2 separate regions of the Homo sapiens genome follow, and region 2 is linked to region 1. The links are chromatin contacts, found by Hi-C or POLR2A ChIA-PET in ENCODE. All regions are on one chromosome and are shown on one strand. The core of a region is the stretch at or near the end of the contact, and the rest is flanking DNA. Distances in the headings are between cores, read along the strand shown. Region 1 holds the start of EXOSC2 (exosome component 2). Region 2 holds the start of TSC1 (TSC complex subunit 1).

Evidence for each region. A loop is a pair of places that touch in the nucleus more often than their neighbours do. ChIA-PET counts read pairs that join two places held with the same protein, here RNA polymerase II (POLR2A). Pooled maps may share reads with other maps.
Region 2: a loop to region 1 is called in a map of CD8-positive, alpha-beta T cell, with 5 times the contacts of the local background. The contact joins the promoter of TSC1 here to the promoter of EXOSC2 in region 1. A Hi-C loop is called at or near these places in 2 of 168 maps with a recorded cell type or tissue (CD4-positive, alpha-beta T cell and CD8-positive, alpha-beta T cell) and 7 of 50 pooled maps. POLR2A ChIA-PET finds 5 or more read pairs at or near these places in 2 of 52 experiments (activated B cell and activated T-cell).

Annotation. Positions count from the first base shown.
Region 1 is chr9:130,690,446-130,695,029 of GRCh38, reverse strand. It overlaps EXOSC2 (exosome component 2), which reads right to left and starts at 1,250. Exons shown (of 9, transcript NM_014285.7): 1 at 1,117-1,250. The coding sequence starts at 1,238. RefSeq lists an enhancer at 998-1,187.
Region 2 is chr9:132,941,194-132,945,865 of GRCh38, reverse strand. It overlaps TSC1 (TSC complex subunit 1), which reads left to right and starts at 1,250. Exons shown (of 23, transcript NM_000368.5): 1 at 1,250-1,323. MIR548AW (microRNA 548aw) reads right to left here and starts at 159; the gene lies at 95-159. It also overlaps a transcript of GFI1B not described here. RefSeq lists enhancers at 533-672, 1,033-1,332, 645-1,378 and silencers at 853-932, 1,463-1,522, 1,583-1,642.

The DNA.
Region 1 (4,584 bases), core at 1-2,500:
TCTTAAGATTTCCTAGGGGCCAGGCATGGTGGCTCATGCCTGTAATCCCAGCACTTTGGGAGGCCGAGGCGGGCAGATCACACTTGAGGTCAGGGGATCGAGACCAGCCTGGCCAACACAGTGAAACCCTGTCTCTACTAAAAAAAAAAAAAACCAAAAATTAGCTAGGCATGGTGGCGTGCACCTGTAATCCCAGCTACTCAGGAGGCTGAGGCAGGAGAATCACTTGAACCCAGGAGGCAGAGGTTGCAGTGAGCCGAGATCGCACGACTGATCTAAGACAGACTCCGTCTCAAAAAAGAAAAAAAAATTTCCTGGTATCCACTAACCTTAAACTAACAGGTTAAAGGGCAATGCTATGAATGCTGTGCCCCTTGTACATATACAAGTAAAAAAATAATAATAATAAAGGTTGAAACACTAGTGTTATCTATGATGATATAATGGCTGGTTTTACTTCTTTTCTTACATAATTGTCTCATTTAATCCTCATTACCGTATCATACTGTTATTATCACTATCTTACAGATGAGGAAACTGACCGTGGAGAGGCAATGCCGCTAATAAGATGTGATGGTAGCAGGACCGGAACCCCAACTGTCTGACTCAAGAGCCTTCCCTCTTAACCACAATACACTGCACTACACCCCTTAGATTCAAAATGTGTATAAATGGGTGCATGCAGCACAATGTAACTGTTTGCCCTAAGATCGAACAATTACGGATTCTAAACTGAAGAGGAGGCAGCCAAGAACGCCCACCGTCCCCTCAGAGAGCTGAAAACTGGAAAAGAGCCTGCACCTAACCCTCCCCAGCTTTCCAGGTCTCCCACAAGGAAGGATCAAAGATTTGGACTTCAGGCAGAAGACCCAAAAGTCACAGCCACCGGAGGTCAGGAGTGGAGGGTTTCAGGGAGCTGAGACAAATGCAGACGGGGACACACAAGATGCAGGGAGCAAGAAGCACGAGGCTCGGAAGCGAGGTGTGTAGGATGCTCAGACGAAGTGCCCTGGGTCCCGCGGGGAGTTACACACACAGGGATACGAGGCCTGGACCACGTGCAGAGAGCCCTGAAGCCGCTCTCTGAAGCCTCGACTCCCCCAAGTCCCCACGTACCGCATGAATCCTGTGTCCGTAGTGATTGTATCCCCCGGCACCACTAGATGTTTCTTAGTGTCGCGGCCCAGTCTCTCGCTAAGAGGCTTGCGAGCCACTGGAAGCCTCATCTCCATCGCCATCTTGGCGCCAATGAGTTGCGCAGGCGCAGCTCAGTCGGGAGCTGCGATATCCGACTCCACAACTCCAGGCCGCGTTCGGAGGGGCGGGGAAGGGCGGGGACTCAGAGCAGCTGCCAATGAGAACTCACGGCCTAGAGGCCATGTTTACAATTGGCAACAATAAGGCGAACCCGAAGGGAAGGGAGCCGAGCTGCCATGTCTACTATTGGCAAGGAAGCACCCGTGGAATAATAAAATCTCACGTTGTGTGGCGTGTGACTTTTTACCAAAACTGTCTTGTACTCATCATCCCATTTATTGTTTACCAGGGTTAGAGATAATTGAGAAACGGACCTCTGAGTTTCTGTCCAATTCTAAGCTGCTGAAATCCGATATTTTGTAAGAGAGAGCTCAGGAGGATGGAGAGATGGGATCTACAGAAAACACTATTTGAACAGAAAGAAGAGCCCCTTTCCACACGGTTCCCAGTAGCGCCAGGATTCTACATTGCGGCCGCCCCGTGGGTGCTGGCTCAACATCATCATCTATAACCCCAAACCGGGCTCCAGATACTTCTCACTTGGTTCTGTCCTTTCATAAGGACTCCTTTGAACAAGCTAATTTACTCCAATATTTCTTTTGGAAACAAGTTAAAAATCGTCTAAGAAAACAGGTCAAACCTTGCAAGCCAGGTATATTTGGTAGGGAAGGGAAGAGCACACACAATGCGAAGATCTTGGCTTGCATTTAGTTACACAGCGAGTTGAGCGCTCTCTGTGTGCCAGGCGCTGTTCTAAGGACTCAGCGGGGAACAGACGGATGTCTCTGTGGGTTTTTCTGCGGCTCCGTTTTAATAGGAGGGTACCCCTCGCCCCTTCTCCCCGTCCCCCACTACCCTCTCCCTCTCCTTGCCCTGCATTCACAAGAAACTAATTGGGGATGGTAACTCCCCATGCACAGGGACTCTAAAGACGATTAAATGAAATCATTGGCATCAGCTGTGGTCAGTAAAGCCGGTAAACCAAGTCCGCCTCCTGAAGAAAGATCCATCGAGCCAATTGTTTTATAAATCTCCAAAGCGACAGCATTTCTTCCACTTAAGCAAGTCTCACGACCACACTTAAGAAAGCCAGCCCTGCCAGGCAGTCGATGACATGAATGCTAGTGCCCCGAGGCCCTGGGTAAGCGGGCTGCCAGACCCTCGCCCTCTGCCGTGCCTGGAGGAAGGCACTAGAGCCCAGCCCCTCGGTCCAGTCCTGCCGCGGCCATAAGAGGGCGATGGTGTCCTCTGAGCTCGCGTAGCCCGGCAGCCGGGGAGCCAGGCCCAGCGAGCGGCCCTAGGCGGAGCGAGAGTGTAGGCCTGACACCATCCAAGTTCTTCCCGGGAGGGAGAGACGTCGCCTTTACCCCGCGCATTCTCACAGCGTTCACAAGGTTGGCATTGTGGATACCAGTTTATGGAGGAGGAAATCGAGGCCCCAAAAGGAATGGAATTCACATTAGCAGATGGCTGCAAAGCCGATGTGTGTTCCAACTGCACGCGATTTACCCCAGAGCCTGCACCCTTTACCAGAAATAGCCCGAGTGCTTCGGCTGGTCCTTTGCTGAGTGCTTTACAAATACTATGTTATGTATTCCTCACTTTCAGCCCATCTTCGAGATAGGCATTGCTATCCCTGATGATCACTTGGGGCCACCGAGCCCCCCAAACAGACCCGTAACTGGGACTAGAATCCAAAACGACAGGGACTCCCCCTCTCCCATCCCCAGTGCTCCTCTTTCTGCATCATCACACGCACCTTTTTTTATTTTTATTTTTTTCGAGACAGAGTCTTTGTCACCCAGGCTGGAGTACAATGACACGATTATGGCTTACTGCAGCCTCGTCCTCCTGGGCTCAGGTAATCCTACCACCTCAGCCTCTTGAATAGCTTGGACTACAGGCACATGCCACCAGGCTCGGCTAATTTTTTGTATTTGTCTTGTGAAGACAGGGTTTCACCGTGTTGCCCAACCTGATCTCGAACTCCTAAACTCAAGTGATCCGCCCACCTTGGCCTCCCAAAGTGCTGGGATTACAGGCATGAGCCACCAAGCCCGGCCACACTTACCCCTTTACGACCAGTAGACAAGTGGGTACCCGGAGACGAAGCAGCACATCCCAGGGGGCTTGTAAAAAGTATAGATTCCTTAGGCATTGAGGCTGTAAACCCCGAATATCTGAGACAGGTCTCAGTTAATTTAGAAAGTTTATTTCACCAAGATTGAGGATGTGCCTGTGGCACAAGCTCAGGAGGTCCTGACAACCTGTGCCCAAGGTGGTCGGAGCGCAGTTTGGTTTTATACATTTTGGGGAGACATGAGGCATCAATCAACATATGTGAGATGAATATTGGTTCGGTCTGGAAAGGCTGGACAACTCGAAGCTGGGAAGGGGCTTCCTGGTGATAGGTAGATAAGAAACAAATGGTTGAGGCCAGGCGCGGTGGCTCACGCCTGTAATCCCAGCACTTTGGGAGGCCGAGGTGGGCGGATCACGAGGTCAGGAGATCGAGACTACCCTGGCTAACACGGTGAAACCCCGTCTCTACTAAAAATACAAAAAAAAAAAAAAAAAAAAAATTAGCCGGGTATGGTGGCTGGTGCCTGTAGTCCCAGTTACTCGGGAGGCTGAGGCAGGAGAATGGCTTCAACCCGGGACGCGGAGTTTGCAGTGAGCCGAGATCGCACCGCTGTACTCCAGCCTGGGCGACAGAGTGAGACTCCGTCTCAAAAAAAAAAAAAAAAAAAAAGAAAGAAAAAAGAAACAAATGGTTGCATTTTTTGTATTTTTAGTTTCTGATTAGCGTCTCCAAAGGAGGCAATCAGGTATGCATTTATCTCAGTGAGCAGAGGGGTGACTTTGAATAGAACGGGAGGCAGGTTTGCCCTAAGCAGTTCCCAGCTTGACTTACTTTTCCCTTTAGCTTAGTGATTTTGGGGCCCCAAGATTTATTTGCCTTTCACAAGGCTCTGCAAAGGTAAGGTCCAGAAGTCTGTGCGTGTTTTAACTCCCTATGTAATTTCAATGGCGGAAAAGGTCTAAGATTCACTGATGCCACACATCTGTGCATCTCCGCAGCCACTGCCCCAGGCTGATCAACGGCATCTCTTACCAGGGAGATAACCTCCTAGCTTGTCTTCCTAATTCTACTTTTGTCCTTCCTATCATCCAATCTCCGCACAGCAGCCAGAGAGAGCTTTAAAAACAGATTAAATCACTTCTCTGCTTCCAGCACTTCTTGACTCCTGCCTGTCTCTGACCTCACGCTCGTCCTAACCCACTGCGTTACTCACTATGCTGCAGCCGGACTGTTAACGGTGGAGG
Region 2 (4,672 bases), core at 1-2,500, 2.3 Mb before region 1:
CTCACCCAACACTTTTTTGCCCCTAGGCTCTTGCTCCTTTGGTTCCCTCTGCCTGGAATGGCCTTCTCTCCCGAGCCGCCTCGCCTGGTTCTATTAGGTTGATGCAAAAGTCATCGCGGTTTTAATGGTAAAAACCGTGATGACTTTTGCACCGACCTAGTATTTCACAAAACCTACATTTCCTTTAAAACCCAACCTGATGCCTACTCCTTCAAAATGCCTTTCATATCCCACAGTTCGACTTCATCTCACTCTGCCTCCTCTCACAGGGCTTTGTGTTCGTGCTGGATGGAGCCCATCATACTCAGCCTCGCAATAAAGGCCACCTATCTAGTGAGTGAGCATTTACTAGGCGCAGGACTCTGGGCTAAACGCTGTCCATACTTCATCTCCTTGATTCTTCACGTCACAGATGTCATTATGCCCATTTCACAGAGGAAGAAACTGAGGCTTGGAGGACTTAAAGCCTTGTTTCAGCAGGAAACGGAATAAGGCGTTCTGATTTTCAAGCTGTCTCCTATTAGGGCTGGTTTCCCCTAGATGTCATGAGTAGGTGTGAAGTGTGAGCTACTTGAAGGCAGAAGCCAGGGGGGTCCCCCGCAATCCCGGAGGCGGGCTTCTGAAAATGTTTAGCCCAGGAAGGAGGGCTGCCCTGGCCCGCAGCTTTCCGCCCCTTCCCAGGTGAGCTGCAACTCCAAAGCTCCCAAGCAGGCCCTTCACCCACGCGGGCCCCAGCAGCTCCTTGGGAAACAGGATCGCTGCTCTGAGGCCGCCCACAGAGAGACCCTCGGAGGGCGCCACGCAAGCGAAGGGCAGAAACGACTCGGGGGGCAGGGGCAGGGCGCTCCAACCACACCCAGGCGCCGCCAGCTTGTTTACGCCTCTCCGCCGCGTCCCCCCGCCCGCCAGTCACGTGACCGCCCGCCCCGCCCCCTCGGGCTCTCGCGTGGCTCCTCCCGCCGCGCCGGCCCTTCTTTTTGCCTCCTTCGCGGAGTCACAAGATCTCTTCGCAGCCTCCTTTCGGATCCTTCCGCCCGGCCCCGCCCCCCTCCATAAAAACCCTCCTTACTTTTTTTCTCGTCCAACCCACATCGTCAGTTATGAGTGGAAGAGCCTCTTCCTTCCGGCGGGGCTGCCGAGCGCGGCCGTCTATCCTTCCTTTCGAGAAGGAGGGGAGGTCCGGAGGGGGACTCTTTTTCGTGGCGGAGGCCGCCGTCGGCCTTGGCCCTTTCACGACGGGGGAGGTGCTGTACGTCCAAGATGGCGGCGCCCTGTAGGCTGGAGGGACTGTGAGGTAAACAGCTGAGGGGGAGGAGACGGTGGGTGAGTATGGGGGTGTCTCCCCCTCCTTTTTATGGGGGCTTCCTGGGGCAGCCCCGGCACCATGACTCCAGCCGGGGAGGCTCGGAGGGGCTGGAGCAAGAGACTCACTTGCTTGGTAGGGATCCCGGGGAAGGGGGGTTCGGAGAGCTCTCCCCTCCCTCTTATTACACGCTATCTCCGGCTGGCCCGGCCGGGACTGGCGGGTCCCTGGGGAGGAGAGGCGAGCCGGACGGAGCACTTCGCCCCTCCTTGGCCCCCGAGGGGACGGCTGCACCCTGGGCCTCGGTCCCTCGGGCAGGGGCGAGGTGGGCCCCTTCGTCAGTCCCTCACTTGGTGGGGTGACAGGTTCACGCTAGGTGCGGAGGGCAGGGTAGAGACGCTTGGCGGGAGGGGAAGGGTCGCGAGGGTGGGGCTGGTCCCAGAACTTAAAGAGAGGGGTCGGGGTATAGGGGCGTGGAGAATGAATGGAGGTCGCCTGTGGGGATCAAGGACTCGCCTGGATTCGGTGTCTCCGCTGAAATTTGCATGACTCGCTCTGGGTGTACTTGTGGGTGTTTAATTGGTGGTGAAAGACAGTTACCTTAAAGTGGGCAAAGGGGATTCCTAAGAGACAGCTATTTGCAGAGCCCCTCCTAGGCGTTCATTCATTCATTTGAGGAACTGGAGGATGAAGAGCCTGCAATCGGAGGGACCTTGTAGAATTAAAGCTCTTTCTTTGTGTTTCCTGTTAAAGAGTTTTGCTTTGTGTGTTTTGGATGTGTGGTGAGGACTTGGGAGGGGACGCGGTCCTCCTAAGAACAACAGCTAACGTTAATGGAGTGCTCTCTGTGTGCCAGGCACTGTGAAAGTGCTTGGCAGTCATTATCTCCTTTGGTCCTCACGACAAAGAGAAGAGGCAGCCACTGTTAACACCTCCAATCTTCTCAAATGAAGAAACTGAGGCCCGGAGAGAGCAGGGTACTTTGCCTAAGTTCACACCCCAATTGTATCTGAGCCAGGACTGGAACTGCTGGGATCTGACTGACTCCAAAGATATGACTCTTAAATTTATCTGTTATTTGATCAAAGCTGGCCTGTAAGTGATTAAAATTTATCATTTAGCCAAGGTTTATGCACGTGTGTCTGTTTAATGTTGAAGTGGGGGGATGCACTTGGCTTATCCGCCTTAGCTTTTGTTTGGGATGGCAGTGTTGTGCATGTGAACTTGTTAGTCTAAATTAGGCTAAAAAGTATTTGATAGTTTAATAAAACTGATGAGTTTACTGAAGAAAGAAGTCCTGCTAAAATCCTTGCTGGCTTTTTTTTTTTTTTAAATAGAAAGCATACAAATAACACTTCACGTTGCATAGAGTAAGCTATAAAAGTGCTAAAATAGAATAATACTCTTCTGAGATACTTTGATTTATAATTTTGGGATCAACTTGGAGTCATCTGAATTCAAACAGGCCGGCAAAGTGGAGCTGTAAATTTCAGGAAGCATTATAAAACCTAATCTTTGGGGAGCCTTTGATTTACCGAGCAACCACCTGTGATTCTTAAATTGAACATTCCTGAGTAAATCTGGAATATGCAAATGTGAAAACTGATTTAGGGTTGTGTAGGGAAATGCACCTTTAACAGTCATGCATCAGGCAAATGAGGCTCCTCAGAAACAGTGAAACATTCTTTGCTATTGCCCTAGGGAGCTGCAGAATCTTCCTCTAACCACCTGGTGTAAACTTAAGGGGTATTTATAGAAGATGTAAACGGAAAATATCCTCTTACTAAAGTTAATATCTTATCCAAAACACTCTTATATCACGTGCCTAGAAGGGCAGATGATGTAAACTTTCTCTGCTGCATGCATTTCCTGGTGTCATAAACACTTGGTACGTTCCTAAATTCCTGGTTAGAAAGCAGGTGGCTACCAGCCTTCTTGTTTCCATAAAATTAGAGTGCTTCAGGTCCTGTGACTCAGTTGTCCTCTTCCTCACTGGGTTAAGAGTAAAAACTGATACTGCTACTGTTGTGGTGTAATATGATGCCTTCTGTGCATGCCTGGTTTCATTCGTGAGATGAAACTTAACAGTCTTACTAGGGCAAATCTAATATATACCTCTATATGTAATGTTTGCAGAATAATGAACTTGGTGGAAACGAGATCTGAAACCCTAGTGCTCATGAGAACCTTGATGTACAGATATTTGGCACTATACTAGGTAGACCTACATATTCGGACACCTTGTATATATATTTTGGAAGAAGACTGATTCTTATGTGCACCGGAGGTTGAGGACCACTGGCTTCAAGTATCATTCTGGCTATTTTCATTTATTATTTATCACAGAGGTATTTCTTAAAATAGCTTGTAGCCTTTTATTTGTGTAGTGGTGGGTGAATTTTGGGCTCTGAATTAGAGCTGACTTGTTCTTATAGCTCTGTCTTCATTTGAAGTTTGTTTGGCTACAGGTATGTTTATTTCTGGGTTCCAGGGCCATAGTGAACTAAAATTAGCTTTTCCTGGAATTAATTGGATATTCTTGAATGCCGATGAGCCAAATATAGCAATATCTCAACCATTTCAGGCTTTTCTAGAGAGTCAGATAGCTTTTGACCTTCAGTGGGTCACTTAAGTTCTGTGAGCCTGTGTCTTCATCTGTGAAGTAAAAGTTGGAATGTAAATTAATGAGTATTTCTAGGCCTACATTTCTGTGATTTAAAGTCCTTTGGGGTGTCATTTAAATATTCTGACTAAATCGATTGAGTCAACCTGTTAATGGTTTTATAAAAACCAAGCAAATTGGTGACTTTGAGCCTACCCTGTTGGGTGAAGATCTGTTTATCATTTATCCTTTCCTTTACATCATAATACTCTTTGAAAAGGTAATTCCCTATAAGTTTCCCATATTATAAATCTCTGAAAGGTTAGTCTTTGCATTGGTTTTGTCATTTAAGTAGCTGAAGGCGTGAAAGAAAAGTGTACTTAATAGCGTTAAAATCTGTGGCTGTTTGCTTGAAATGTGTATATGTAGTATACACTCAAACACTGAGTTTGTTTTTTTTAATCTCAGATCATGAATTGGTAACTAATATAATTTGGGTAGCATGAAATACTCATTCTCCATTTAAATTCATCTGAAAGAGGTAAACTGTCAGCAGTTTGAGATTATTCTTTCTCTGGTTTACTTTTTAAGACTGTAGTTGCTAGAAATTAGTAACTTTATGTCTGTTTTCATGGGAGAGAATAAAAATGCAAATTTTATATACTGTGTATAAAATACACTGTCTCAGGACCTTGTCAGTTTCTTCTTGTCCTTTCTCTCGTTCAGTGCTAACTTTTATTATGAACATGGAATCAGCAAAAGATAAC